2 separate regions of the Homo sapiens genome follow, and region 2 is linked to region 1. A link is a loop called in an ENCODE intact Hi-C map of the cell type or tissue named here. Cell type or tissue: Calu3. All regions are shown on one strand. Each heading gives the region's core, and the rest is flanking DNA. Links, peaks and the distances in the headings are about the cores only. Region 1 overlaps ALPK3 (alpha kinase 3). Region 2 overlaps LINC00933 (long intergenic non-protein coding RNA 933).

Region 1 (15,984 bases), core at 6,449-14,448:
ATCTTCCCATCTGCCTGCACATTCTTCTTGCTTCCAGTTCTCTGGTTAGCAGATGTTCTCCCATCCTCCTGGGTTTCCATATCCATGGGTTCAATGATACCTTGACTTCCGGAAGTGCTAACCCCAATGGAGGCTACATCAGAGCTGCTGCTGGCCGACATGGTAGGAGCCGTGGTTGTCTGGCATTCCAGGACCTGAAAACAGAGGGACAAAAGCAAGGATTTAACTACATGGACATTCAGATCTCTTTCCAGTCTGGCATCCCAGTCTCCTCGGACCTCATCTACAACTGCTCTGATGGGAATCTTGCCTCCTGGTTTCTCAGGCCTGCTGGAAGTTGGGAGGCAAAGACATGTGACAAATGCCCAAAGCCCCATCCATGCCCACTCACCCTAATCTCTGATCTCAGAATCTGGACTGGGGAATATCTAGCACCCAGACCCAGCTCTGGCCCTTTCCACCTCTTCCTGAAGAAATCCTGCCTTTCCTGAAAGACCTTGCTCATGGGTTATTCCACCCCTCACCCCTACCATATGAAGGAGACTGTCCTCTCCCCAGGGCTCCCAGAGCAGTCCTTCTCCTGTGGCACTAATTGCCTTGGATAGAATTATGGGTGAAGTGAGAGAGTGCCAAAGGGTGTCCCAATAATGGCCTCAGTGACAGCATCCACCAGTAACATTGAGTGAGTGATAATAATGGATGCCATCCAAGCAGAGAGGATTAAAGTAATTCTGAATGGCATCTATGCCAGGAAATTAATGAAACATTATAATGTTACCCTTTTGAACATCTACTTGCAAAGCACTATGCTAGGCCCCTGTATATGATATTACCCCACTTACTCCTCATACAGTATGAATACTTAGGAGAATCAGCCCCATTCTAGAGATAACAATGACAAGAAGGCATGTGATCTGTCCACCGTCAGGTAGTCAGTAAGTGGCAGAGTTCAGATTCGCAGCCGGGTGTATCTCACTCCAAATCCCATGCTCTTTGTTGTTATACCATAACGCCACCTACTTTTAAAGGACTTCCTGTCAAACATGGTGGCGTACAACAGTGATTTCCCTTTTTTCCTCCAAGATATCATCAAAACCAACAAAGTAAACATGAAATAAACAAAGCAAACTCCTTTGTTAGTGAAACTGGAGGCAAATAAAACCTACAGTCTCAAAAAACAAACAAAAGGATAACAGCTGCCAAAAGCCAACAGATGCAGACACTGGGAAGCTGAGGAGGAGCAAAGTGATATGGGGAAATAAACAGGGCCACAGCTCAGCGGGAGGAGAGTGGAGCTGTTCAGCAGGTCTCAAGACGCCGGCAAAATCACGGCTACTGTAGACAAAGGTCACCCCAAGGTTATAAACCCGTAAGTCCACGTGCAACAAGAGCTGCAGGGTCATGGAGGCCTGGGTGGAAACTGGCCGAAGACACGGCAGATGAGCAGAGCAGACAAGGAGAGGAGATGGAATGGAGGCAGATCTCAGAAAACGCTGGCAGCTACACTCCTGAAGAAACCTCCGGAAAATTGCTAAGCCGAGAACATTGTGTTTTAGCATACAAAGACTAAAGGAATATTGTTCCCACAAGCCCTGCTTGAGGAAATCACCAGGGAACAAATGTAGTCAACCAAAAGATGATTGAGAAAACAACAGCAAAAGAGCTGACGGTAAGCACTGAACATATTTCACTTACATTAACATATATATTAATGCATATTAACATATAACTGTAGAAGCAAGACTAAAATCAAGTGGGGTTTAGAATGGCAAATCAGAATGTCAATGTTCTATGCCCTGACGATACAGAAACAACACAGCCAGCACGAAAGTGGAAAGGGGAAGAAACTTCCTTGACTGTGTCACCTGTAAGAGCCAGGCACCAAAGACATTACTCAAAGCTGAAAAACCAAGTAACAGAAATAGAGGATATTTACCTAAATAAAGATAATCACTTAGAAATCAAACTTTAGGCCAATATGAGATAGAAAATGAATGAAGGCCAGGCACAGTGGCTCAAACCTGTAATCTCAGCACTTTGGGAGGCCGAGGCAGGCAGATCATCTGAGGTCAGGAGTTTGAGACCACTCTGGCTAACATAGTAAAACCCCATTTCTACTAAAAATACAAAAAATTAGCCAGGCGTGGTGGTGCGCATCTGTAATCTTAGCTACTCTGAGGCTGAGGCAAGAGAATCGCTTGAACCCGGGGGCGGAGGTTGCAGTGAGCCAAGATCGTGCCAGTGGACTCCAGCTTGGGCAACAAGAGTGAAACTCTGGCTCAAAAAAAGATGAATGAAGAAAATGCAGAGAAGAAGTGAAAACACTGTATCATTTTTCATCATTAAAAATTAGTAGAAACTGAGTGAACAGATGAAATAATTAATGGTATTATATAAAACTGAAATTATAACATATAAATATTTTTAAATATCAGAACCACACACAAAATCAAAGGAATAAGATCACAAAATGAAAGACTTTTAAATATACATAATTAAAATATATGTAAATTAAGTGTAGAATTTAAAGTTACTTTACTAAATTAGGAATTTTCTGTTTTTCAAATTTTAAATTTTTAAATTTATTTTATATTTTAAAATTAGAGATGGGGTCTTGCCATGTTGGCCAGGGTAGTCTCAAACTCCTGGCCTCAAGCAATGCTCCCACCTCAGCCTCCTAAAGAGCTAGGATTATAGGTGTGAGCTACTGCACCCAGCCTAAATTCAGAATTTTGAATGAATGTTATCGATGTGGGAAACATTAGAGTTTGGCGAATATCAGGAATAAGTCTGACTGAAGGATTTTTTTTTTTTTTGAGACAGGTTCTTGCCATCTTGCCCAGACTGGCATGCAGTGGCTATTTATAGGCAAGATCATAGCCTCAACCTATTGGGCTCAAGTGATCCTCCCACCTCAGCCTCCCAAATAGCTGGGACTACAGGCTGACTGAAGAATCTTTTTTTTTTCTTTTGAGACGGAGTCTCGCTCTGTCACCCAGGCTGGAGCGCACTGGCATGATCTTGGCTGACTGGAACCTCTACCTCTCAGGTTCAAGCAATTCTCCTGCCTTAGCCTCCCGAGTAGCTGGGATTACAGGCATGTGCCACCACGCCCAGCTAATTTTTGTATTTTTTAGTAGAGATGGGGTTTCACTATGTTGGCCAGGCTGGTCTTGAACTCCTGGCCTCAAATGATCTACCCACCTCGGCCTCCAGAAGTGCTGGAATTATAGGCATGAGTCACTGCACCCGGCCTAACTGAAGAATCTTAATAAAAATGCTCTTCCAACTTCTCTGACAACCGGATATTAACAGACAAAACTGCCTTGGTGCCAAGAAACAGCAATTAGTAATATATTAGAGCCTCTTTTTTATCTTTTGATATTCTAGGATTAGAAAATGTTAATAAAGACATAAGATCTATAAATCTACAAAGAAGGTGCAGACTGTGCATACAAGACTGTTGCTGTTCACAAGACTCACGGAACTAGAACTTCTTGATTAAAGCTACCTTCACTCCTAACGCACTCTCAGCCAGATCAATCCCTCAGTTCTATTGAAACTACTTCTTCATTATCTCAATATCCATTTCCTTCATCTCCACTGCCAACTGCCTAATCGGATCTGCCAACAATTCTGTCTTGCCTGGACTACTGTAAAGCCTCCTAATTGGTATCCATGACTCTAGTCTTTGCCTCTGCTAAACTCTTTTCCTCACTGCAGCCCAAATGACCTTTCCAAAACACAAACCTGACTGAAACACTCCCCTCTTAAAAAACCTTTCAATGGCTTATCATCACTGACAGGATAAAGCCTAAAAGACCTAGCTTCAAAGAGCAAAAAGTTTAATCACACAGTAGCCCCTTCTTATTCACGGTTTCGCTTTCCGTGGTTTCAGTTAACTGTGGCCAATCTTGGTCTGAAAATATTAAATGAAAAATTCCAGAAATAAACAATTGATAAATTTTATAGGTCATTTCAAAGAGGCTGCAAAACCAAGAGCTCTTAACGCTGTGAGCAAAGATGGAAGTTCTCTCTAGGATGCCATGGCACTCGATGGTGGTATGTTTTCCTGGGGAGATATAAGACATAGGTGTTATATGACATAGTAATCTATGATTGTTGCCATGGGAGAGTTTTAAAGATTAACCAAAGTAAAAAGAAAAAACAAATTGTAAACTTTGCACTGTTCTGAGCAGCATGATAAAATCTCATGCCACCCCACCTGGGATGTGAAACAGCCCTTCGTGCAGCATAGCCACCAGGTATACACTAGGTTGCCCGTTACCCATTAAGTAGCTGTCTTGGTTACCAGATCAACTGTCCTGGTATCTCAGGGCTTGCGTGCAAGTAACCATTATTTTACTTAATAAATGGCCCCAAAGCACAAGAGTAGTGATACTGGCATATTACTATAGTTGTTCTATTTTATGATTATTGTTGTTAATCTCTTACGGTGCCTAATTTATAAACTAAACTTCATAATAGGTGTGTATGTATAGGACAAAACACAATATATATAGGGTTTGGTACTATCTGCAGTGTCAGGCATCCGCTGGGGATCTGGGAAAGTATCTTCTGTGGATAAGGGGGACTGCTGTACTCTCTTGGCCAGGGTTACAGGCATCGCACAGCCTCTACAGACGGCAATTTGGCATTATCTATTAAAACTAAAAATATTTATACTCTTTAACCCAAAAATTCCATTCCTAGGAATTAATCGTACAGGTATACTTTCATGTGCAGATGGACTTATATACAAGGATATATACTGCAGCACTGTTTAAATTGCAATAGACTAGAAATCACCTAAATTCCAACAATACAGGATTGATCCAATGAATTATGGTATATCCATATTCCAAATAAATAAAACAAACATCCAAATAAAAAAGCAAGGTAAAGGATAGAAAGTATAATATGCAACCTTTGTGTGGAAAATACACAGACACACACACACGTATTTTCAAATGTAAAGAAAATAGCTCTGGAAGGATGCCCAAAGAACCTGCTTTGGTAACTGCCTTCAGGGAGAGGACCTGAGCAGTGGGGATAGGGAAGTGGGGAGACTTAATATTCTCTATGTATCTTTTGTACTTTTTGAATTTTATACCTTGTGCATGTGACATACAGTTAACAAAAATACAATTAAAAATGAAAATATATAAGGAAATCAACCCTTGTGTGATCAGTGAGGCCCGTCCCTCAGCAAGAATCCCAGATCTGTTTCTCCAGGTTCATCTCTTGGGTCCCTCCGCCCAACACTAACTTAACTGTACTGACAACTGTGCTATTTAGTAACTCTTTTATGTACTTTTTTCTGTACCAGACATTCTCACCTACTCCTTGACCACCTGAAGGACTCCTTCTCATCCTTGAAGACCTCACTCAAGTTTCTTTTCTTCTTTAAAGACTTCCTGAGTTCCCTCCTCTACCCCAAAAAAGTTAGTGGCCCCCATAGCAAATTTACTAATTCCATCATTATACCCCCATTCTGTGTGGTATTTATTTCATGCATATGTCATCTGCTAATCTGTGAATTCTTCCCCTTTGAAGAGGGCCCAGTACAGGCCTGGGAGTTGGAAATCAATAAATACATGGTGGATGACTGAATATTCTCTGTACACTTCTACAAGGGCTGACCCCTCTAACTAAACATTATGACAGAGGGTGTGTGTGTGTGTGTGTGTGTGTGTGTGTGTGTGTATATCTGGAACTGTGTAAAGATATGAGAAGGAATGTCATATGTTTCTTAAAAATAAAAATGGTGTGAGCAGAATGAACCTAGTTGGCTCTATGTAAGCTTTTTTACTACAAGGGATATTAGGAGGTTTAATTTGCCATGCTGTCTTTTTCCCTCTTCCCTCATAAATTCTCAGATATTAAGGACTCAGTGTATGGCCAGATATGGTTGCTCATGTCTAGAATCCCAGTGCTTTGGGAAGCCATTGTAGGAGAATTGCTTGAGGCCCAAAGTTCAAAACCAGCCTGGCAACACAGCAAGACCCTGTCTCTACAAAAAAAAAACAAAATATTTAGCCAGGTGTGGTGGCATATGCCTGTAGTCCTAGCTACTCTGGAGGCTGAGGTGGGAGAATTGCTTGAGCCCAGGAGTTCGAGGCTGCAGTAAGCTATGATTATGACACTTGCACTCCAGCCTGGGCAATAGAGTAAGACCCTGTCTCTTAAAATAAAAACATAAAAATAAAAATAAAAAGTTTTATTCACCTTTGCATTCTTCACAGTACCAAACACATAAGGGGTTCACAGGAATGAACAACTGAATGAAAAATAGTATGGTTTATAACCCTCTAAGGGGGCATGGCCCTGGAATGCTGGTTTGGAAGAGCAAGGGACAAAACCAGGACCTTAACAGGGATGGGGCAGGGCAGTCATTTTTGCATAAGTTTTGGTAGTTTATAATTTTTAAATAACTGCTCTATTTCATCTAAGTTGTTAAATTTATGTGCAGTTTTTCATAGTAGTCTTTTTTTTTTTTCACCCTGTCAATCCTTACAGGGTCTGTAGTGATATCCCCTCTTTCATTCTTAATACTTGTATTTTGTGTCTTCTTTTTTTTTTTTTTCTAAGTCTTGCCAGAAGTTTATTGATATTATTGATCTTTTCAAATAACTAGCTTTGGGTTTATTTTCTCCATAATTTTCCTGTTTTTGGTTTCATTATTTTCTGTTCTTTTCTATCTGTTTGCTTTGGATTTATTTTTCTCTTCTTTTTCTAGTTTTCTAAGGTGGGAACTTAGGTTATTGATATTTCAGATCCTTTTTCTTTTCTAATATAAACATTTTAATGCTATACATTTTCTTCAAGGCACTGATTTAGCAGCATCCAACATTTTGGTATGTTGTATTTTCACTTTCATTCAATTTAAAATGTTTTCTAATTGGCCTTAGGACTTCTTCCTTGGCCCATAAAAGTATGTTCTTTAATTTAAAAGTGTTTAGAAATTTTTCTATTATCTTTCTGTCATTGATTTCTAGTTTAATTTCATTTTGGTCAGAGTACATACTTTGTATTATTTCAATTACTTCACATTTGTTAAGATTTATATTATGGTCCAGGATATAATCTATTTTGGTGAATATTTTATATGCACTTGAAAAGAATGAGTATTCTGTTGTTACACAGAGTATTCTATATATGTCTATTAGATAGTTGGTTGCTGGTGCTGTTCAGTTCTTTTATATCCTTACTGATTTTCTGTCTACTAGTTCTATTGATTACTGAGAGAGAGGAGTGTTAAAGTCTCCAACTATAATTATTGTTTTCTGTATATTTCTACTTTCAGTTCTGTCAGGTTTTGCTTCATGTATTTTGAAGGTATGTTGTTAGGTGCATACACATTTTTTATTGTTATGTCTTCTTGAATTGACCCTTTTATCACTAGATAGTTCACTATTTTTCTCTTAGTAATTTTTTTTTTTTGAGACAGAGTTTTACTCTTGTTGCCCAGGCTGGAGTGCAATGGCGTGATCTCGACTCAACGCAACCTCCACCTCCCGGGTTCAAGTGATTCTCCTGCTTCAGCCTCCCAAGTAGCTGGGATTACAGGCATGCACCACCATGCCTGGCTAATTTTTGTATTTTTAGTAGAGATGGGTTTTCTCCATGTTGGTCAGGCTGGTCTCGAACTCCCGACCTCAGGTGATCTGCCTGCCTTGTCCTCCCAAAGTGCTGGGATTACAGGTGTGAGCCACTGCACCCAGCCAGTAATTTTCTTTCCTCAGAAATCTACTCTGTCTGATATTAATATTGCCATTCCAGCTTTCATCTGATTAGTGTTTGCATGGTATATATTTTTCTATTATTTTACTTGTAACTGACCTATATCACTATATTTGAAATGGATTTCTTATTGACAGCATCAAGTTGGGAAAGTTTTTCTGGTCCTGTCTCACAATCTGTCATTTAATTGATATGCTCAGACCATTTATAGTTAATATAATTATTTATAGGTTTAGATTTTACTCAATAATTTTACTATTTGTTTTCTATTTGTTTCCTGTTTTTCCTTCCTGTGTTTCCCTATTCTTGCCTCCTTTTAGATTAGAACATCTTTTAGTATTCCACTTTAACTTACGTAGTGTGATTTTTACTATATCTCTTTGTATAGTATTTCTGTTGTTGCTCTAGGGCTTACAATATACATACTTAACTCTCCACAGTCTACTTAGAGTCAATATTTTACCACTTCAAGTGCCATACAGTAATCTCACCATCATATAGGTCTCTTTACCCTATGCCCCTTTATGTTGTATTTGTCTTATATATTATATTTGCATACATTAAAAAAACTCCAGCAATGTAATTTTTTTTTTTTACTTTTTACCTTCAAACATATTTTAAAGAAATCAAGATGAAATAATCTATTATATTTACCAGGATATTTACCATTTCCATTGCCCTTCTTTCATTCTTGATGTTTCAAGTTTCCTTCTGGTATTATTTCCTTTCTCTATGAAAAATTTACTTTAGCAATTCTTTTTCTTTTTATTTTTTTTTTTTTGAGATCAAGTCTGGCTTTGTCACCCAGGCTGGAGTACAGTGGTGCAATCTCAGTTCACCACAACCTCTGCCTCCTAGGTTCAAGTGATTCTCTTGCCTCAGCCTCCCCAGTAGCTGGGATTACAGGTGCCCCCCACCACCCCTGGCTAATTTTTTTTGTATTTTTAGTAGAGACAAGGTTTCACCATGTTGGTCAGGCTGGTCTCGAACTCATGACCTCAGGTGATCCACCTGCCTCAGCCTCCCACAGTGCTGGGATTACAGGCGTGAGCCACAGCTCCCAGCCTAGCAATTCTTCTAGAACAGGTCTGCTGACAATGTAGTGTCTTGTTTTTTCCATTATCTGAGAATGTCTTTATTTCACTTTCAATACTTAAAGATATTTTTGCTAAATGTAGAATTATAGGTTGAAAGTTCTTTTTTTTAGCATTAAAAAAAAATGTTGTTCCACTTCCTTTTGGCCTCCATTGTTTCTGATGAGAAATCTATAGTCATTCAAATCATTGCTTCCCTATAAATAATGTATTATGTTTCTCTGGCTACTTCCAAGAGTTTTTCATTGTCTTTACTTTCCAACAGTTTGGCTATGAGGTTTCTGGATGTGGAATTCTATGGGCTTTTCCTGTTTAGGGTTTGCTGAACTTCTTGACTTTTGCCAAATTTTGAAAGTTTTCAGCCATTATTCCTTCAGATATTTTTTTCTGCATCACTGTCTTTCTCTTTCTCCTTCTGATTATCCAGTGACACAAATGTTAGACTTTTTGATACAGCACTCCAAGTCTCTGAGGCTCTGTTCATTGATTTTTCTGATTCCTCTCTCTCTCTCTCTCTCTCTCTCTCTCTCTCTCTCTCTCCCCGTTTCTCCCTCCCTTCCTCTCTCTCTGTGCGTGTATGGGCGTATGTGTTCAGATTGAATAATTTCTATTGCTTTAACTTCAAGTTCACTGTCTTCTCCCTGTCACCTATCACTCTGTTGTTGGGCTCAACCAGTAAGTCTTTTTATTCAGTTATTGTAAATTTCAATTCTAAAATTGATATTTGGGGCTGAGGTGAGTGGATCACCTGAGGTCAGGAGTTCAAGACCAGGCTGGCCAACACAGTGAAACCCCTGTACTAAAAATACAAAATTAGCCAAGTGTAGCGGCACACGTCTGTAATCCCAGCTACTCCCTCAGGAGGCTGAGGCAGGAGAATCTCTTGAACCCAGGAGGTGAAGGTTGCAGTGAACCGAGATCATGCCACTGCAGCGTGCCAGGCAATCCAGCCTGGGCAACAAGTGCAAAACTCTGTCTCAAAAAAATAAAAAATAAAAAATGAATAAAATTGATATTTGGTTCTTCATATCTTTTACCTCTTTTTGTTTGTTTGTTTGTTTGTTTTGAGACAGGGTCTCCCTTTGTCCAGGCTGGAGTTCAGTGGCGTGATCTCAGCTCACTGCACCCTCAACATCCTGGGTTCAAGTGTTCTTCCCACCTCAGCCCTGCAAATAGCTCAGACTACAGACACACACCACTATGCCCAGCTAACTTTTTTGTATTTTTTGTAAAGACAGGGTTTTGCCATGTTCCCCAGCCTAGTCTTTTACCTCTTTGCTGAGACTTTCTATCTTTCCATTTGTTTCCAGAGTATTCACCCTTACTTGCCACATTTTTATAGTAAAGTCAGATGATTTTAAAGTCAGATGATTCTAACATCTGTGTCACTGTGGCATTGGCACTCTTTGATTGTCTTTCCATGCAAGTGGAGATTTTCATGATTTTTCATATGCCATGTAACTTTTATTGTATTTGGACATTTTAAATATTACAAGACTCTGATTCTTGTTTAAATCTTATGGAGAGTATTAACATCTTTGTCTTGGAAGGCAATCTACCTAGTTGTGTTCAGGCTACAAATTCCATTCAGGCCTCTGAGGTTATAGTTTCAATCTCGGTTCCATTTTCCAAGCATTTCCAATGCTGTTTGGGGTTTTTTTATTGTTGTTGTTTTATTTTTGAGACGAAGCTTTACTCTGTCACCCAGGCTGGAGTGCAATGGCATGATCTCAGCTCACTGCAACCTCTGCCTCCCAGGTTCCCGGGTTCAAGCAATTCTCCCACCTCAGCCTCCCGAGTAGGTGGGACTACAGGCATGTGCCACTATGCCTGGCTAATTTTTTCTATTTTTAGTAGAGAAAGTGTTTCACTATTTTGGCCACGCTGGTCTCGAACTCCTGACCTCAAGTGATCTGCCTGCTTCGGCTTCCCAAAGTGCTGGGATTACAGGCATGAGCCACCACACCCGGCCTGCAGTGCTATTTGGATCTGCCCTGTGTGTGTGCCACCCAGTGGCCAGTGTGGGACTTACATGATGGTTCATTAGTGTTTTTATTCTCGAAGTTTTTTATTCTCCCAAGTATTTCATTCTCAAAGTTTTTTATATGCTCTTCAGAATCAGATCCATGCAGGAACAATCTGGGGATGAGCCCAGAAATTTATAAAGAGTTTATAAACCCAGAGGTCATTAATGATTCTCAGAGGTCATTTTCCCAAGCTTTTCCCTTTCCACGGTTTCCCCCATAGGGCCCCCTTTTTCAGTCTTCTGGCCAAATAGCTGGAGCTTCCTTTACCCCTCTCTGCCACATTGTTTCACACATGAGCCTGTGATCTGGACCAAGGAAGAGACCCAGGAGAAAAAAAAAGGAACAGGGACTTGTCCCACTCTTAGGATCACAGCTCCTCTGAATAGAGGGGAAGATTCTCTTCTCTCAAAGTTTTAGGCACCTGTGGCCTCTGTTGCTACCACTGTCACTGCCAAGAAATCTCTTTTCCATTCCTGAAGGCTGATCTAGAGGGCTTCTGGAACTCTCTCTGCCCAAGTTAATGTTTACATCTGGGTTTCAAACAGCATTAAGACCAGGCCAGGAAATGCCAGAAGGGAAAAAAAAAAAAAGTAAACACCGTAGGTTCAGTGGTACTTTGAGTTCTGGTCTTCATCCCCAATCTGTCTGCGACTATTTGCTTTTCAAAGTTGTCAAGTAGGTGTATTATACATTTTGCCTAAATTTTAGGCTGCATTCAGTGGGAGATACAGAATCAAGTGTATTTACTCCATCTTATCCAGAAATAAAACTGCCATAACCAGAATAAATAATATTAGTTATTGTATTTTTCAGCTCTGGAATTCTAGTTGGTTCATTTTCAAGTCTTTTCCACCTTTTTTTTTTTGAGACGGAGTCTCGCTCTGTTGCCCAGGCTGGAGCGCGGTGGCGTGATCCTAGCTCACTGCAACCTCCACCTCTCGGGTTCAAGCGATTCTCCTGCCTCAGCCTACTGAGTAGCTGGGATTACAGATGTGCATCACCACACCCAGCTAAGTTTTGTATTTTTAGTAGAGATGGGGTTTCACCATGTTGGCCAGGCTAGTCTCGAACTCCTGACCTCAGGTGATCCATCTGCCTCAGCCTCCCAAAGTGCTGGGATTACAGGCGTGAACCACTGCGCTCGGCCTTTTCCACTTTTTATAGTTTCTAGGTATTTGGTGAAATTTGCAATCTTGTCTTCTTATCTCCTTCGATATATGAAGGAGGTAAACTAATTTTAATTTTATAATTCATGTCTAATAATTCCAAAAGTTGGAAACCTGTGGGCCAATTTCTTTCTTTTCTTTTGTTTTTTGAGACAGAATCTCACTCTGTCACCGAGGCTGGAGTGCAGTAGCACAATCTCAGTTCACTGCAACCTCTGCTTCCCAGGTTTAAGTGATTCTCGTGCCTCAGCCTCCCAAGTAGTTGAAATTACAGGCATGCACCACCACACCTGGCTAATTTTTGTTTTTTGTTTTTTTGGGTTTTTTTGAGATGGAGCCTCACTCTGTCACCCAGGCTGGAGTGCAGTGGTGCAATCTCAGCTCACCACAACCTCCGCCTCCCAGGTTCAAGCAATTATCTGCCTCAGCCTCCCGAATAGCTGGGATTACAGGCATCCGCCACCACGCCCAGGTAATTTTTGTATTGTTAGTAGAGACAGGGTTTCACCATCTTGGCCACGCTGGTCTTGAACTCCTGAGCTTGTTATCCACCCACCTTAGCTTCCCAAAGTGCTGGGATTACAGGCATGAGCCACCATGCCTGGCCTAATTCTTATATTTTTAGTAGAGACAGGGTTTCACCACATTGGCCAGGCTGGTCTTGAACTCCTGGCTTCAAGTGATCTGCCCACCTCAGCCTCCTAAAGTACTGCGATTACAAGCGTGAGCCACTGTGCCCGGCAACCTGTGGGCCAATTTCTATCTTCTGTGGACTTATCTTCATTTCATGCTGAATATTATATTTGAAATACTTTTTAAAAATAATTTCAGGCTTAAGATGATGCTGTCATCCTCCAGATATGATTTTTGTTTGCTTCTGCCAGGTGCCTGAGGGCACTAGGTATCTTGAACCACCTAATTCTAATTTCAGGGATTGAGATATTTCTTAGTTATCCATGTAACTTGGAGCTCGTCAGTAACTCAATACCGTGAGACTAATTTACTTGATTCCCCTTTCTCCTAGGGTACAAACCTTCAGAGTCCCAACCCAAAACCCAGGGGGCTTACAAGGGCTCCCACTCTTGAGACCATGGGCTCTAATTTTTGTCTCCTTAGTCTCATGAGACTATCTAAACTATTGCTCACTGCAACCTCCACCTCCCAGGTTCTAGCAATTCTCCTGCCTCAGCCACCCAAGTGGTCAGAATTACAGGCACGTGCCACCACACCCGGCTAATTTTTTGTATTTTTAGTAAAGATGGGGTTTCACCATGTTGGCCAAGCTGGTCTCAAACTCCTAACCTCAAGTGAGCCACCTGCTTCGGCCTTCCAAAGTGCTGGGATTACAGGCATGAGCCACTGTACCCAGCCTAACCATGAGGTTTTTGTTGGAGCAGTGGAACCAACACAGACAACTTCTCAGGTACCACACTGCCTGAGCCCCTCCTCCTACCTTTGGGAGGCAAGGAAGAGGGGGCTGGTACTTCCTCCTCTGGCCCTACCAGGAGGATGCCACCATCTGGTATTGGGTTCCTCACCATTTAGGCAGAGAAGCCAGATTTGCACACTCACTTGGCCACCAGCCTGGTCCCTTCCTAAATGAGCTATGAGGGCCTATGAGAGCCATCTCTTCCAAAAGTCCCTGCTGTCCAGCCTGTGGGCTGTCAGGCATGTGCAGCAGCCCCACAAAGCCTTCCCCGGGCCACTGTGAACTTACCATTCCAGTGGCCAAAACTACAGGAGACCAGGCATGAGGGGGACAAGAGTCAGGAACAGGTTCCAGAAAGTCTGGTTTTAGGTCCTTGAGGTTTGTTCCACTCCAAAGCCCTCTGAACTACTGTTCCTACAGTCTAACCTTAGCACCCATGAAATAAAACCATTTCCCATGGTCACCCTTAAAACTAGTCTTTCCCTCCTTCCCACCATGAAAGTTCTCTCCATGGGAAAGCCCCTCCTGTTCTCCACAAAGCATCCTTTCCCCTTTGCCCTCTGCCAGGTGCTGTATCAGCTTGTCCCTCATGTGCTTCCCTTCACTGCTCCGAGAAACCACCTGTCCTCTGTCCCTACCCCTGGGAAACACTGCTTTCCTCCTGTTCCCCCATGAAGCCATTCCCGATCTATAACTGCTTCCTCTATCCTAAGAAACAGTCTCATCTTAGTTCTCACCAAAACCAGAGGATGTCTCCACTTAAGGTTATCAGATTTAGCAAAAAGAAATACTGGGCTGGGCACGGCGGCTCACGCCTGTAATCCCAACATTTTGGGAGGCTGAGGTGGACAGATCACTTGAGGTCAAGAGTTCAAGATCAGCCTGGTCAACACAGCAAAACCCTGTCTCTACTAAAAATACAAAAATTAGCTGAGCATGGTGCCTCACACCTGTAATTCCAACTACTTTGGAGGCTGAGACACAAGAACTGCTTGAACCCGGGAGCCGGAGGCTGCAGTGAGCTGAGATCGCACCACTGTACTGCACTCCAGCCTGGGCAACTCCATCTCAAAAAACAAACAAACAAATAAACAAACCAAAGAAAGAAAGAAATACCGACACCCAGTTAAATTGGGACTTCAAATAAATAACCAGTATTTGTCTCAGTGTAAATATGTTCTATCTATTTTATCCACCCCAGCCCCACTCTTGAAATACTTTTCCTTCTGCCACTCATAAGAAACACTGTCTTCTTTCTGTCCCACTATAAAACACTCTGTCTCCCAAAACCACTGTGAAATAATGCCCCCCAAGCCCCTGAAACATAAAGAAATAACCAAAAGGGACGAATTGTTTCCTTCCTGCCCTCTCAATCCCACCCCTCAAGCTCCTTAACGCTGCCACCCATCTGCCTCTTTGGGGAGTGGACACTCCACTACCCCTGTCTCCACACAAAACATAATCTTTTCTCTGTCAGCTACCTGTTCCCTAGAAGATGATGGCACTCCTGTTACCAAGTAAAAACACTTTGCCTCTGTTTCCCACCATAGTCATATCTGATCCCAACTGCCACTTACTTAGTTCTTAGAGGGCACCAGATTCTTACAACAGCCCTACGAAGTAGGTATTGTTATGATTATTCTTCCAGTTTTACAACTTGCTCTAGATCACGCCATGTTAAGGCAGTCAGATTTGCATATAGGTATGCCTGACTCCAGAACCTTAGATAAACCCAGATTTAACCAGCATTTCCTGGACATTCAGCTTTGTTAAAAATCGAATGAGTAGCCAAGTTGCCACCTGCTGTACACTACAGCGCACACCTGCTCCTCCGTCTCCCCCATGAAACACTGTTGCCTCAGCAAAGCCCACAGAAAGCTCTCCACTGGCCCCCTTTCCCACCCCAGAGAACATTATCTTCTTCCATCTCCCTCCGGGGCACAGTCCCCTTGGCTGTGAACTCCTACACTCCCAGAAGAGGGTCACAGTCAGGCTGTGCTGCCCACATGCCTGGCATCTGGAAACTGGCTGGGGCAAAGGGCATGCCTGTGGTCCCTGTAGCTGGCACTCCAGTCCCTCCCCACCCCTTTCTATAAATAGCCCACTGCTCACTGGCTGCCCAGCAGTTGCAGCAAGAGTTTCCATGAGGTCAGCTTCCCAGAGCGGCCTCCAGGCACCCAACACCCACACTTACCTCTCCTGGAGTCCTGTGGCCTGCTTGCCCCTGCAACGTGCTGTCCCGGGTGCCATGTCTCCGCCGGGCAGGGGGCGTCGGCACCTGCACAGAGGCCTGAGGTGGGGCCTTTCCTAAGCTCTGGGCCCCGCATTCTGGAGCTTGACTCAGAGAAGAAATGGGCTTGCTGTCAGTGGTGGCCTCTCCTTTGGGCTTTGGAGGGGCAAATCTCTTTCTGTTGAAAGGCCTAGTCGGCTGGGGGGTCAAGGAGTGTGTGGGCTGGCCAGGAGCGCCAGGCACCCCCTCGCTTCTAGCCCTGAGGGGTGCCTTCCCCTTGGGACTCTCCCCAGGC
Region 2 (14,542 bases), core at 3,165-11,164, 270 kb after region 1:
CAAACAGAAAGATGGAGTGTCTTCGTGGGGGTGACGGGGAGGGGGGAGATTATCTCAATTCTATGTAACCTGGGAACTCTCCAGGGAACATGAATGAAGCATGACTGAGTGCAATTTGTCTGATAAACAAAATCTGTCAGAACGTGGGGCCTTGTGGGTCCTGAGTGAAGGTAAAAAACCATGGTGCTGGACATTTCCTAAGGTGTTGTTTATGAAATTACTCAGGACCTCAGTGCCTCCACATTCTTCATGACCCTAGGCAGTTTCCCCATCTGTCTTCATTCTACTGCCTGGCATCCTATCCGTCAAACTGTTTTTAGATTTATGTCTCAATAAAATAAAAATCATGGTGGGAGCCATTTATACCCTAGTGAGAGTCATCTAAGATTCCCTTTTCTTCTCAGTCCTTTTTGCTGAAGTTGATTATGAGAGAGGATGGGGAGGGGAAAAGGGTCGGGGGAGCACTCTTGGAGTTTGCACTGTTTCCGGCTGACGCCCTGGCACAGTGTGATTATGTTAATCTAAATGGAGAACGCCATGCATGTTTCTCTCTATTCCCTTTGTCACCAATACCAATTCCCCAAGCAGAGCCCCGGGAGGGCTGGACTGAAGGAGCTGGAGGTATTAGAAAATGCTTGGCTTTGGATTTCAGGCCAAGTTCTGCCGGTGACTTGCTGTGTAAGATCAGACAAGTCAGTTCAGCTCTCTGCACTTCAGTGACCTCATCTGTAAAAGGCTGGTCTGAACTAGCTTATTAATTTTCTTTAGGTTTTGCTATTGTTTTTGTTTTAACATCATATTCAATTCTTCCCCCATCTTTATTAAAGTATATTTGGCAAATAAAAATTGTGTACATTTACAGCGTTCAGTGTGATGTTTTGATATATGCATACATTGTGAAATGATTAAATCAAGTTAATTAACATTTTAATCACCTCACATACTTTTATTATTATTTTTGTGGTAAGAACATTTAAGATCTCTTTGCTTAGAATAGTGTTTACTAGAGGTGAGGAAGAGTAAGGGGGAGGGGGTAACCAAGGGTTGGCTAACAGGTTAACAGATACATGAGTACATGGCTGAGTGCAGTGGCTCACGCCTGTAATCCTAGCACTTTGGGAGGCTCACTTGAGCCAGGAGTTTGAGACCAGGCTGGGCAACATAGGGAGATCCACTCTCTACAAAAAATTTAAAAATTAGCCAGGCATGGTGGTGCACGCCTGTGGTCCCAGCTACTTGGGCAGCTGCGGTGGAAGGATCACTTGGGTCCAAGAGGTTAAGGCTACAGTGAGTTGTGACTGCATCACTGCATTCCAGCCTTAGGGACAGAATGAGACCCTGTCTGGGGGACAAACAAAAACAAAAACAAAAACAAAGAGTACAGCTAGATAGGAAGAATAGTTCTAGTGTCTTTAGCACTATAGGGTGACTGTAATTAATGACAATTTATTATATAGTTTTGAATAGCTAGAAGAGTGGATTTTGAATGCTACCAGAACAAAGAAATGATAAATGTTTGAGGTGGTGGAGATGCTAATTACGATTTGATCATTACACATTGTATACATGTATAAAATATTATACCCCATAAATATATACAACTATGTGTTGATTAAAAATAATAAAAGCAGGCTGGGCACAGCGGCTCATTCCTGTAATCTCAGCACTTTGGGAGGCTGAGGCGGGTGGATCACAAGGTCAGGAGATGGAGACCATCCCAGCTAACATGGTGAAACCCCGTCTCTACTAAAAATACCAAAAATTAGCCAGGTGTGGTGGCATGGGCCTGTAGTCCCAGCTACTCAGGAGGCTGAGGCAGGAGAATCACTTGAACCCAGGAGGCAGAGGTTGCAGTGAGCTGAGATCGTGCCACTGCACTCTAGCCTGTGTGAAAAAGTGAGACTCCGTGTCAAAAAAAATAGTAAATAAAATAAAAATAGCCGGGCGTGGTGGCTCACACCTATAATGCCAGCACTTTGGGAGGCTGAGGCAGGTGGATCATGAGGTCAGGAATTCAGGACCAGCCTGGCCAAAATGGTGAAAACCCGTCTCTACTAAAAATACAAAAATTGGCCAGGCCTGCTGGCAGATGCCTGTAATCCCAGCTACTTGGGAGGCTGAGGCAGAGACTTGCTTGAACCCGGGAGGCGGAGGTTGCAGTGAGCCGAAATTGTACCACTGCACGCCAGCCTGGGTGACAGAGCGAGACTCCGTCTCAAAAAAAAAAAGAAAAAAATAATAATAAAAGCGAAAAATCTACTTTCTTAGCAATTTTCAAGCATACGTTATTATTAACTATAGTCATCATGCTGTACAACAGGTCTCCAGAACTAATAACATTATATTTAATTCTGATCAAAGTACTAGATACACAGAGTTAAGAACAAAATGGTATCTGGATCAAGAAATCCTCAGTAAAACAAGAAAAGAAGAAAAAAGAACAAAATGATAATAAAAGGCTTATATCAAAAACCATTTACTCTTCCCTTTCCTTTCTTGCCTTTGAGTTCTAATTCCCAGAGGCCATCTCTTTAAGCTGATTTTGCTACTTCCTCTGGTATTTATCTTTTTTTTTTTTTTTTTTTTTTTTTTTGAGATGGAGATTTGCTCTTGTTGCCCAGGCTGGAGTGCAATGGTGTGATTTCCACTCACCACAACCTCCACCTCCCAGGTTCAAGCGATTCTCCTGCCTCAGTCTCCTGAGTAGCTGGGATTACAGGCATGCACCACTACACCTGGCTAATTTTGTATTTTTAGTAGAGATGGGTTTTTTCCATGGTCAGGCTGGCCTTGAACTCCCGACCTCAGGTGATCCGCCCACCTTGGCCTCCCAAAATGCTGGGATTACAGGTGTGAGCCAAAATGCCCGGACTATCATTGTATTTCTAAAGAATGTTTATGTTGCTATTTCTTGATTTGTTTTCTTCAGTATCTGTCAATTCCTGGCATAGCACAGTATAGGGCTTACCTTCCTTATGAGGTCTTACTTTCCTTGCCTCCATTACACCAATTTGACTGGATCACAATTTTATGAAATCAAAAGCATTTACATTCTTATAGCTATGTAAATATTGTTCCCTAACCCAAGTTCCACACTGAAATTGTTTCATTTCTTTCCTTTATTCCCCCAGAGTTAATAATTGCTGTAGACTTTTTCCCTTCATTTGTTTATGTTTTTCTTTATTTTTATTTTTATTTTTTACCAATTACCTACCAATTTTTTCAGATGCTTCAACCAATCTATCAAATGCCTAGTGATAATTATCCAAAAACTAAGATACACTGGATACTCTATCAGCCCCATTATTTTCCTGGAGGCTTCTCTCTCTCCCTTGAACTCCATCCTTCTGCTCCAAACTGGACTCGGCTCTCAGCCCATGGCACAGCTGGCATCCTGGCATGTCTCTGCACCATCGTGTGAATTTCCTGCTGCCTCTTCTGTGTGCATCTCCTGTTCCCTGGCCCCAGATCTTCTTTTTCCTTGGTTTATCCTCTCACCGTGTTGCAGCACATCTTCCAGTGGCTTCCTGAGACAGAGTGAATGGAAGCCAAGTTTCCGACCCCACATATTTTAAAATGTCATTGTTCTACTCCAACTCCTGATTAATAGTTTGGCTGGAAATAATGCTCTAATTTAAACATAACTTCTCCTCACATTGGGAAATATTGCTCTATTATTTTCTAGTTCCCAGTGTTGTTGGGAAGAAGTCAGTGTCATGCTGAGTCTTGGCTCTTTATATATGACCTCTTTTCTCTCTATAAGATTTTAGGATTTTCTCTCTATCCTTGCTTTTCTGGAATTTCCCAATGATGTGCCTTGTTGTAGGTCTTTCTTCATTCACTATGCTAGTCACTCGGTAGACTCTTTGAACTGGAAAATTATATCCTTCTATTGTGGAAAGCCACCAGCAGGTTCATGTGAGCTGGGTAATCTCATTCTTTTCTTCCAAGGACAGAGGTATCAAGGCCCTGGGTACCTTATAAGTGGATGGGGAAAGGGCGCCTGAGGTGAATCCAACAAAGCTGCAGCACCCACTGAGCTCATGTCCCAGGGCTAGGCTCTGCCTGAGGACAGGAGACATGGGTAAGACCCACTTCCTGCCCAGTCCCATGGTGGGGCTCAGGACACACATGGTCCAGGAGGCCCCCAGTTCCGGGCTGCATTTACATGCACCTACCTGCATGCAGCATTCAGTGAGCCACAGGACAACTTAGGGGAAGGGGCAGCTCCAGAGAGCAGGACAGGAGGGAGGTAAATAATCACGGGGTGGGGAGTGGCCTTGTGGGGAAGGGGCAAAGGCAGGGGTGTGTGTGTGTGTGTATTGTGTATTGGGGGAAATGGGGAGACCATCTGTAGTTTTGTCTCCCCTTTTCTGGCTACTGCACCCGTTTTTTCATGAATAGTTTTTCTTTCCATCATGGACTGAATGTCTCTGTCTCTTCCAAATCCAGCCCTAACCCTCTCTGTGGCTGCATTTGGAGATGAGGCATCTCAGGAAGTCATTAAGGTTAAATGAGGTCCTAAGGGTGGGGCCCTGATTCAGTAGGATTAGTGTCCTTATAAGATGAGACACCAGAGAGTTCACTCACTCTCTCTCTCCTCACAAATACAAAGAAGAGGTCATGTAAGCATACAATATGGCAGCCACCTACAGGTCAAGAGGAGAGGCCACAGAATGAAACCTACCTTGCTGGCACTTTGGTCTTGGATTTCCCAGCCTCTAGAACTGTGAGAAATAAATGTTTGTGGCTTAAGCCACCCAGTCTGTGGTATTGTGGCATGGCACCCTGAACTGACTAATACATCTCCCCGCCCTACTTCAACCACATGACACTAGAGGGCTTGGCAGTTCTAGTGTCCCAGCTACCCAGCCAATCCAGACCAGACCAAGCAGTAACTTTCTTCTGGAATTTTCTGAATAGGAACTAATGGAGAGGAGCCCCATCCTTTCTTAGGGGCAAAGCCAGGAAGATGGAAGCCTCATGCTGCCAACAGCCTGATTCCAACCTTGTGAAGAAAGTTGCTCTGAGAGCACAAAACTGATCTGCGGACTGAGGTGGAGACAGAGACAAGGGAAGGAGCCTGCAAATCTTGACAGTGCTGGTGACTCTGAGTCCAGGTATTCCTGAGGCCCAGCTGTTCCCTGCCCTGCCCGTGGCTAACTTACTGAGCAATGAACTTCCCTTCTTGCCTAAGCCAACTCGAGTGAATTTTCTGTCACTCACACCCAAAGAGCCCTGACTGCAATGGCAGGGCATGGCAGGGCTGGGCTGGCCAGGGCAGAGGACAGTGTGGGTGGAATCAGCTGTAACAGGCACACGGGAAGTGCAGTTATCACATAAACTCCATGAGGTCTTCCTTCAGCCCTGACTGTGAGCAGGGCTGGGTCCATATGCTCAGTAGGTCAGAGTAAGGGATTTGGTCAGAGGTGCCATGCTCAAGGCCATCTTTCTATGGGCCAGACTCTTCAGCATCAAAGGCTTTGCCATCAGAGAGTTTTAGTCATATCTTGGGTTCACTTGATCAATTGCTGTTCTCCTACTTTCAGGATCTTTACACTAGGCTGCCCCACATGGGTGTTAGGAAGCCATAGACATCCTGGCCAGAAGCCCAGACCACAAAAAGCGTTCCTGCCCGCCTGCCCGGGGTTCCAGAGGGCAGGACCGATGGGTGGTGGGAGGAGCCCAGCCTGGGCAGTTGTGACATGTACACCACTCTTGATCTGTCTCCTGGAACTTTTCACCCCTCAAGTTTGGGCCCCAGTGGGGCACACATGGGAAAGACAATGAATGCCCATGTCTCCAACTAGTTTCCCCATCAGAAGTGGTTATTGCACCAAGCTCCCCACTCTATTAAAATTGCACAGACCAAGGGCCACTTTCCTAATGGATGGGTCTTCTTGGTCCATCTCTTGCTCCCAACAGAGCTCCCTCCCTGGGATGGGAATGTGCCATTCCAGGAGAGGCCTTTTGACCCAGCCTCCAGCCAAAGCCAGTCTCCCTGCCATGCAGGCCCTAGAGTTACACTGGAGGGTGACAGGCCTCACCTGGAAATTTCTTGCTGAAAATTGTCAGTTTCCCACACAAGTACGGCCTGGCAGTTTAATTCAAATTAAATTCAGAAGGAGACTGCTGCTTCAATCTCAACTGCTTGAAAATTAGGCCATATAGAGTTTTTGTTTGCTGGAAACTGTGGAGTCAGACATTGTGCAGATTGACCCAGTAGCTATAGCAAGTACACACATAGGGCGTCAACCAATGACAAGGGTGCACACACACACATGCACACAGCAGGAAATCGAGAAATAAACTATTTTAATGTCAGGTGTCATGGAAGTTTTGTGTCATTTCCCCAAAAACACACATTTTATTTTATGATTTAGTCTTGTTTTTATTTAGAATTACTTAAGGAAAAGGAGAGCTAAGTGCAGTGGCTCATACCTGTAATCCCAGCACTTTGGGAGGCTGAGGCAGGAGGATCACTTGAGCCCGGGAGTTTGAGACCAGCCTGGGCAACATGGTGAAACCCCATCTCTATAAAAAATACAAAAATTAGCCAGATGTTGTAGCGTCTGCCTGTGTCCCAGCTACCCAGGAGACTGAGGTGGGAGGATCGCCTGAGCCCAGGAGGCACAGATTGCAGTGAACTGAGATCACGTCACTGCACTGCAGCCTGGGCGACAGAATGAGATCCCATCACAAAAAGAAAGAAAGAGAGAAAGGAAGAGAGAAAAAGAAAAAGAGAAAAGAAAATAAAGGGGAGGGGAGGGGAAGGGAGGGGAAGTGAGGGGAGGGGAGGAGACAAGACGAGAGGAATAGGATCCTGATAGCTGGTATGGGGAAACTTAAGTGGATACATCTGAGAACTTTGAGCCTCCAGTTTCCACGGAATGCTCTGGGCTAAAAGAAGTAGCCCTCTTTCCTTGCTAAGAGAAGGGCAGCTGCCCCTTGCCTGGAGACTAGGCAAAGAGCCTCCAACAAGGCCTTACAGCAGGATGAGGTGTGTCATTATTGCTGCCCCACATTGACACCAGACTATGGCCTCATCATGGCCCAAAGTCACAAGCACAATCTGCTATGGGAGAATGATTTTTTTGCCAAAAATGTTGCAGGGGCTGCCTGGTGATAAAAATAAAAAATCCGTACTTAAAAGCAACACACCAATAGAGGCAAGCAAAACATGTTTTGCAAAAAACAACTATCAATGGTGATGGCACATGGATCTCCCCTTTCAGAACCCTGAGATTCTCAGTGCCGTTACCCTAATGGCTTTCTGCAGAGGAGGTAACTATCAGAATCACATGGAGAAGATCAGAGCCTGGAAGGAAACTTGAGATTTTTTTTATTACAACCTTCTTCATTTACACAGAGACAAAACTGAAATTCAGAGAGTTCTGGTTTCTCAAGGCACACCACTGGTCAATAAACACACAGAGCCAGAAGCTAGATCTAGCTCAGCGTTCTTTTAAAGCTTTAAAATTTCCTCTCTGCTAGTAAAGCTTACAGCCTGGCAAGAATATAATATATACACACAAATACAGTTATAATGGTGAAAACTTGGAAACAACTTAAATGTCCAACAATACAGGCATTAATTCTCTATAAAGTGAATATCAAATAGCCATAGAAAAGACATTAAAGACCCAGAAGTGTTGCTAATTGAGCAAAAATACATCCTTTCCGGTCAGATGCAGTGGCTCACACCTGTAATCCCAGCACTTGGGGGCTGAAGCGGGCAGATCACTTGAGTTCAGGAGTTTGAGACCAGCCTGGCCAACATACAAAACCACATAGTAAGGTACATAGATGTGCTTTGGTCAAGGAATAGGCCGAGGTGGATATCTAGGCCTGTGTGACTCACGAGTTTGGCGTGCAAGCACACAGCTCCACTTGTAATATAACCTGTTTGTGTAAGTTCATTCCTGGCTTTATGCCACTATTGTCTGTAAAAGGTATAACTGCCCTGTTGATGCCGTGCATAAGAGACATGGCTCTTCGGGGCTTGGCTCAGTTTGGCTTAACATGGCTTGACATGATGAGCACACTGGCACCCAGAGAAAGAGAGAGCCAAAGCTGTCCATCTTGCAGGCAGATGGGAGGGAGCCAGGACACAGCTGGGCTTGCTCATGCCCAGAGAGAGAAGGAGTTAAGCTGCTGACCCTGAAGGCAAGAGAGAGCTGGCTGCGCAGCTATGTGTAGGGGCAGCTGGCTCAAGCTGCTGAGACAGGCGAACAGTGGAAGAGTAAGCTGCTAATAAGAGAGCTAGTGTAAGAAAGCTGTTAATGAGAGCTGCCGCTGAATAAAACTATCTTTCACCTGCCTATGGCCCCCCGATTGTTCTTTCTGCTCACCCACCCACTCCCCTCAGACTTCACCATGGGCTGGACCTGGACCCTGGGATCTGACACACATCTCTGCTAAAAATACAAAAATTAGCCAGTGTGGTGGCCCATGTAATTCCAACTACTAGGGTGGCTGAGGCACGATGATCACTTGAACCCAGGAGGCACGGTTGCAGTGAGCCAGGATCATACCACTGCACTCCAGCCTGTGCAACAGAGCCTGACCCTGTCTCTAAATAAATAAATAAATAAATAAAGTGAAAGACCATTTGTCCAGTATAAACTCTTTCAAAATATATACTCAAGCACAGGAAAGTCTAGAAATGTCATCAATGGTAATTTCAGGAAAGAATTCTAAGGTGACTTTTTTTGGTTATCTGCATTTTTTGTTTTGTTTTGTTTTTTTGAGATAGGGTCTTACTCTGTCACCCAGGCTGGAACATAGTGATATGATCAGGGCTCACTGCAACCTTGACCTCCCAGGCTTAAGCAATTCTCCCACCTCTGTCTCCTGAGTAGCTGGGACTAGAGGCGCATGCCACCACACCTGGCTAATTTTTGTATTCTTGTATTTTTTGCAAAGATGGGGTTTTGCTGCATTGCCCAAGCTGGTCTCAAGCGATCTACCCATCTCGGCCTGCCAGAGTGCTGGGATTACAAGTGTGAGCCAAGTGTGCCAGGCCTACTTTTTTTTCTATAATGACCACGACCATGGGTTTCATGTACCAACTTTTTTTTTTAACAATAAGAGATACAAAGCATATTATGAAAAATGTTCAGGGAAAAAGAAGAATACAAAATTGTAAAAATCATATATAACTAGTTTTTTTTTTTTAAGGCAAGAAAGAAACAAAATAGATTGTCCAGGAAGATGGTTACTTCCACTTTGTATTTCTCTGGTGAACTCATTAGGAACTCTAAAAAGTTCCAGGAGTAGAATCACGGGGTCAAAGTACCCTGGCTATAACTTCCGATTCAGAGAATCCTAACAACTTACATTGTCACCAGCAAGGTCTTTGACTACATGAGCAACTCTCACCTTAAAGCATTTCTCATCTGACATTAGCTGCTTGGCTTTCTGTGGATACGTTGACTCCAGGAGGCTTCTTGAGTTCTGTGTGTTCGGCTGGCCTCCGGTGGCCCCATTATTATTTTCTGCCAGGTAAAGGTCAGTCACCTGTACACAGATCTCATCACTCATGATATGCTGCAGCTGGAATCAAACAACGGCAAGCTGTCAGTGAACACAGAAAACATTTCTCCATTACACAGTCAATGTTCCTTTGACTGATCCAGTCACTCAACTCAAAAGAGGTTTTGGTTTTATTTGGCTGGCAATTTTAGAAAATTCACCAGACAAACCACTGTATCATTTTCTTGGAGAATAATCAAGCTAAGTTTTTCAACCATATCAGTGGTTCATTGTAAAACTTTCATATCTATTTAAAATAAAAACCATAGAGAACTCAGGTTAATGTACTGTTTATTTAAAATTCTAAGGATCTTTAAATAATTTTCCATAGGTCATATTTTATTGCATTTTAAAATCATTTAGAATTTGCTTTCATACATATTCTCTCTCATTTGATCCTCACAACTTCCCTGGGAAGCAGGTTGGAGAGAGAGTTGGGACCTGTTAGGAGACAAATTTACACAATGCATAAGAAAGCTCACTGTGAGTTGGGGTGAGGAGGGGAGCCTTGGAGAATCATGAAAGCAATATCTATATCTTTATTCCCAGCCCAACTACAAAGCCTGAAACTCATTAGGTATTTAAGAAATAGCTGCTGAATTATTGCCTAGGGGTGCTCAGCTGAAGAAGGAGGGTTGGGACTAACAGTCAAGCTTCCTGACTCCTAGCCCAATACTTTTCCAAACACACCACCTATTTTTCTATATCTGATAGAAAGTACAGTGCTTAAGTTGTACATGATGTTATCTCACTTTTAATACAGGCCAATCATGATTGACTATATGTGGCTTTCATGACAATCTTAGGAAACTAATGACTAGAAAGTTGAACCTTTCAGAGTTCCCATTCTCATGTTATATGCTATTTCTATTTTGAAATAAAAATCCTTCCAAATGAAACTTTATCCATCAAAATGTCAGAGAAGTGAAAAATAGATGCAAGAAGAAAGCAAAACGTTAATTTCAATATCAGCCGGGTGTGGTAGCTCATGCCTGTAATCCCAGCACTTCGGGAGGCTGAGGTGGGCAGATCACAAGGTCAGGAGATCAAGACTACCTTGGCTAACACGGTGAAACCCCGACTCTACTAAAAATACAAAAAATTAGCTGGGCGTGGTGGCAGGCACCTGTAGTCCCAGCTACTCAGAAGGCTGAGGCAAAAGAATGGCATGAACCTGGAAGGCGGAGCTTGCAGTGAGCTGAGATCCCACCACTGCATTCCAGCCTGGGCAACAGAGTGAGACTCCATCTCAAAAAAAAAAATTGGGGGCCTGGTAGTTAAAAATCAACCCCTGACCTAACTGCTTGTGTTATCTATAGATTCCAGACATTGTATGGAAAAGCATTGTGAAAATCCCTGTCCTGTTCTGTTCCATTCCAATTACTGGTGCATGCAGCCCCCAGTCACATACCCCCTGCTTCCTCAATTGATCACGACCCTCTCACACAGACCCCCTTAGAGTTGTAAGCCCTTAAAAGGGACAGTCATTGCTTACTTGGGGAGCTTGGCTTTTGAGATGCAAGTCTGCAGAAGCTCCCAGCTGAATAAAGCTCCTTCCTTTTTTAACCTGGTGTCTGAGGAGTTTTGTCTGCAGCTCATCCTGCTACAATATGTCATGGACCAACCTCAAAAACATTAGCTAAGTAAAAAAGCCAGACACGAGACCACATATTGTATAATTCCATTGATTTGAAATGTCCAAAAAAGGCAAATTTATAGAGAAAGAAATGGGCTGATTTATCTCAAGAGGCAGGGATTCAAGCTTTCTAGACTATATGTGATACATAGATGAGAAAAAATAAGGAAAAGAAAATAAATTTAAATAGAAATAAATGAAAATAATACTTCTCCCTGATTATAAAGAAAATCATATTCTTTTTCTAATAATTTGGAAGACAAAATATGAAGAAAAGTCTTTAATTTTGCCACTCAAAACATTCTGCCTTGTTGCTTTTTATACTTTTTTATGCATATACACATTTTAAAAAGTAGAATCATTATATAGTCTTTTGTCACTATGTTTTAGGCATATTTCTATGGCAGTAAATCTATCCTTAGCATCATCATTTTTAATAGCTCGATGTATATTAACTTAATCATTGCCACCCCAGAAATAAATTTTCTTATATGTATATTTTTAGTGGATTAGAGCAAGCATTTTTGGATTTAATTCATAGAAGTAGAATTTCTGGAGGAAAATAACGTACAACAGTTTTAGGGTTTTTAATATAAATTTTCAAATTATCCTGCAGAAAAATTGGTTCAGTTTATACTCCCACCAACAGGGGCAGAGCTCCAGTTTCCCCCTCCCATTTGTCCTCTTCGCTGGTCTTTAAGCAGAAAATCTGATTGTTTTCATTACATTTATTTGGTTTCTAACGCTTTTGAATCTTTTTTTTTTTTTTTTTTTGAGATGGAGTCTTGCTCTGTCATCCAGGCTGGAGTGCAGTGGTGCAGTCTCAGCTCACTGCAATGTCTGCCTCTTGGGTTCAAGCTATTCTCTTGCCTCAGCCTCCAGAGTAGCTGGGATTACAGGTATCCACCACCACACCTGGCTAATGTTTGTATTTTTAGTAAAGACAGGGTTTCACCATGTTGGCCTGGCTGGTCTCACATTCCTGATCTTAGGTGATCCTCCTGCCTTGGCCTCCCTGAGTTTTGGGATTATAGGCATGAGCCACTGCACCCAGCCACCACAGCTAACTTCTTCTTTTTTTTTTTTGAGATGGAGTCTCACTGTGTTGCCCAGGCTGGAGTGCAGTGGCCCGATCTTGGCTCATTGCAAGCTCTGCCTCCCGGGTTCACGCCATTCTCCTGCCTCAGCCTCCCAAGTAGCTGGGACTACAGGCGCCTGCCACCATGCCCGGCTAATTTTTTTTTGTATTTTCAGTAGAGATGGGGTTTCACTGTGTTAGCCAGGATGGTCTCGATCTCCTGACCTCATGATCCGCCCGCCTCAGCCTTCCAAAGTGCTGGGATTACAGGTGTGAGCCACTGCGCCTGGCCGCAGCTAACTTCTAATGAGGCCACCTTAGACAAGTTACTTACTGTCTCTGAGTGCAGTGGTGCAGTAATGGCTCACTGTAACCTTGATCACCTAGACTCAAGAGATCCTCCCACCTCAGCCTCATGAGTAGCTGGGACTACAAGCCTGCACCACCACACCCAGTTAATTTTTCTAGTTTTTGTAGAGACAGAGTTTTGCTATGTTGCCTAGGCTGGTCTTGAATTCCTGGCCTAAAGCAATCCTCCTGCCTTGGCCTCCCAAAGTGCTGGGATTACAGGCATGAGCCACCATGCCCACATTTTCTTTTCCAAGCTATATAGAGGATGCTGTATGCATCCTTCTGGAACTTGTTTTTTTTCACTTAATATTATATTGCTAAGATTCATCCTTATTGTTGTTTATAGCTGGCATTCATTCTTTTTGTATGTTGTGACATCACCAGAAGATAGAGATCCTGAGATCTCTTAAGAACTGCTGCTGGGAGTATACACTGGTATAACCACTTTGGAAAACAATTTGGCTCCATCTCATAAGGCTGAATATTCATACTCCTCCCAGCTCAGCAATTCTACTCTACATCCAAAAGAAATTCTTGCCTATATAAAACAATATAAAACAGGGGATGTGGACAAGGAATGTTCCTAACAGCTCTGTTCAAAATAGCAAAAACCTATTTCCCATCAGCTGGAGAGTGAGCGACTAAATTGTGCTTTTTATTCCCTTTAATTTCCAGTAGTCTTAGGATGCAAGTGGCTTTCCCATGGCTAGCTTGGGGAGGGGGATACTCTTGGCAATGGAGTCTGGGGTGGCAGTCCTGATTAGCCCTAGGGCAATCAGTGCTGCCCAAAACAAGAGAAAATAGAACAAGGTGCCCCACTGAGCCAATGCCCTGGGTCCCTGGAGGTACAGGTTTGTACCTGGAGGAAATAGCCATCATACAAATCAGTCTTTTCAAATGCTTCTGTCACTGGGCTGAGTCCAAAGGACACCCTTTCCCAAAACATTACAAAGCTTATTGGGGCTACCATTTATTGAGCATTTATCATGTGCCTGATCATGTACTAGTGTAGTAATTGTGTGCATTATTTCATTTATTTATTTATTTACTTACTTATTCATTGATTTGAGATAGGGTCTCTCTCTGTTGCCTGAGCTGGAGTGCAGTGGCGTGATCATGGCTCACTGCAGCCTCAAACTCCTGGGCTCAAATGATCTCACCTCAGCCTCCCGAGTAGCTGGGAATACAGGCATAAACCATCAAGTCCAGCTAATTTTTTAAAAAACATTTTCGGGCCGGGCAGGTGGCTCATGCCTGTAATCCCAGCACTTTGGGAGGCCGAGGCAGGTGGATCACAAGGTGAGGATATCGAGACCATCCTGGCTAACATGGTGAAACCCCGTTTCTACTAAAAATGCAAAAAATTAGCTGGGTGTGGTGGCGGGCGCCTGTAGTCCCAGCTACTCCAGAGGCTGACGCAGGAGAATGGCATGAACCCAGGAGGCAGAGCTTGCAGTGAGCTGAGATCATGCCACTGCACTCCAGCCTGGGCAACAGAGCGAGACTCCATCTCAAAAAGCAAAACAAAAGAAAACAAAAAACATTTTCATAGAAATGAGGTCTGGCTTTGTTGCCCAGGCTAGTCTCAAACTCCTGGCTTCAAGTGATCCTCCCCCTTGAGCCGTATTATTTCATTTAATCTTCACCATCACCTTATAAGAGTGCTTGGGGGTAGGTGCTCCACACAGTAGCAACGTAGCAACCTCCACTCATAGTGACAACGAGACTCAGTGTAGTCAAGCAACTTCTCAAAGTTCACACAGCTGGAGGGTGGCTGAGCCAGGATGAAGACCTAGGACTCTAAAGCTGGTGTGCCAGTAAATGAGAAAAGTCTCTAAGCGTTCAGGATAGCTTCCTCCCAAGAAATCTTTCTCCAAAAGTTCTAAAAACAATGACAGATCCATCTTTTATAAAGCAGACAAAACTAGCAGTCCGTTCCTTTT

The links. Hi-C counts contacts between places; a loop is a spot of excess contacts. Peaks named below come from ENCODE experiments on the same cell type or tissue, not always from the same donor. Only the 100,000 strongest peaks of a DNase experiment are listed, where the experiment ranks them.
Region 2: it touches region 1 in a loop (6-fold over the local background); 3 of 110 quality-filtered maps call a loop at or near these places.

The regions. Positions count from the first base shown.
Region 1 is chr15:84,840,602-84,856,585 of GRCh38, reverse strand. It overlaps ALPK3 (alpha kinase 3), which reads right to left. Exons shown (of 14, transcript NM_020778.5): 5 at 15,654-15,984; 6 at 1-194. It also overlaps the pseudogene LOC124900361. Among named protein-coding and RNA genes, the nearest start is that of ALPK3, 31 kb to the right of the region's middle. RefSeq lists an enhancer at 15,330-15,823. In Calu3, for the core only: a CTCF peak has its summit at 10,836 (motif pointing left); a DNase peak (open chromatin) is centred at 10,825.
Region 2 is chr15:84,572,961-84,587,502 of GRCh38, reverse strand. LINC00933 (long intergenic non-protein coding RNA 933) reads right to left here. Exons shown (of 4, transcript NR_038274.1): 3 at 14,252-14,481; 4 at 7,322-9,555. Among named protein-coding and RNA genes, the nearest start is that of LINC00933, 9.6 kb to the right of the region's middle. In Calu3, for the core only: no CTCF peak of the experiment used is centred there; a DNase peak (open chromatin) is centred at 7,862.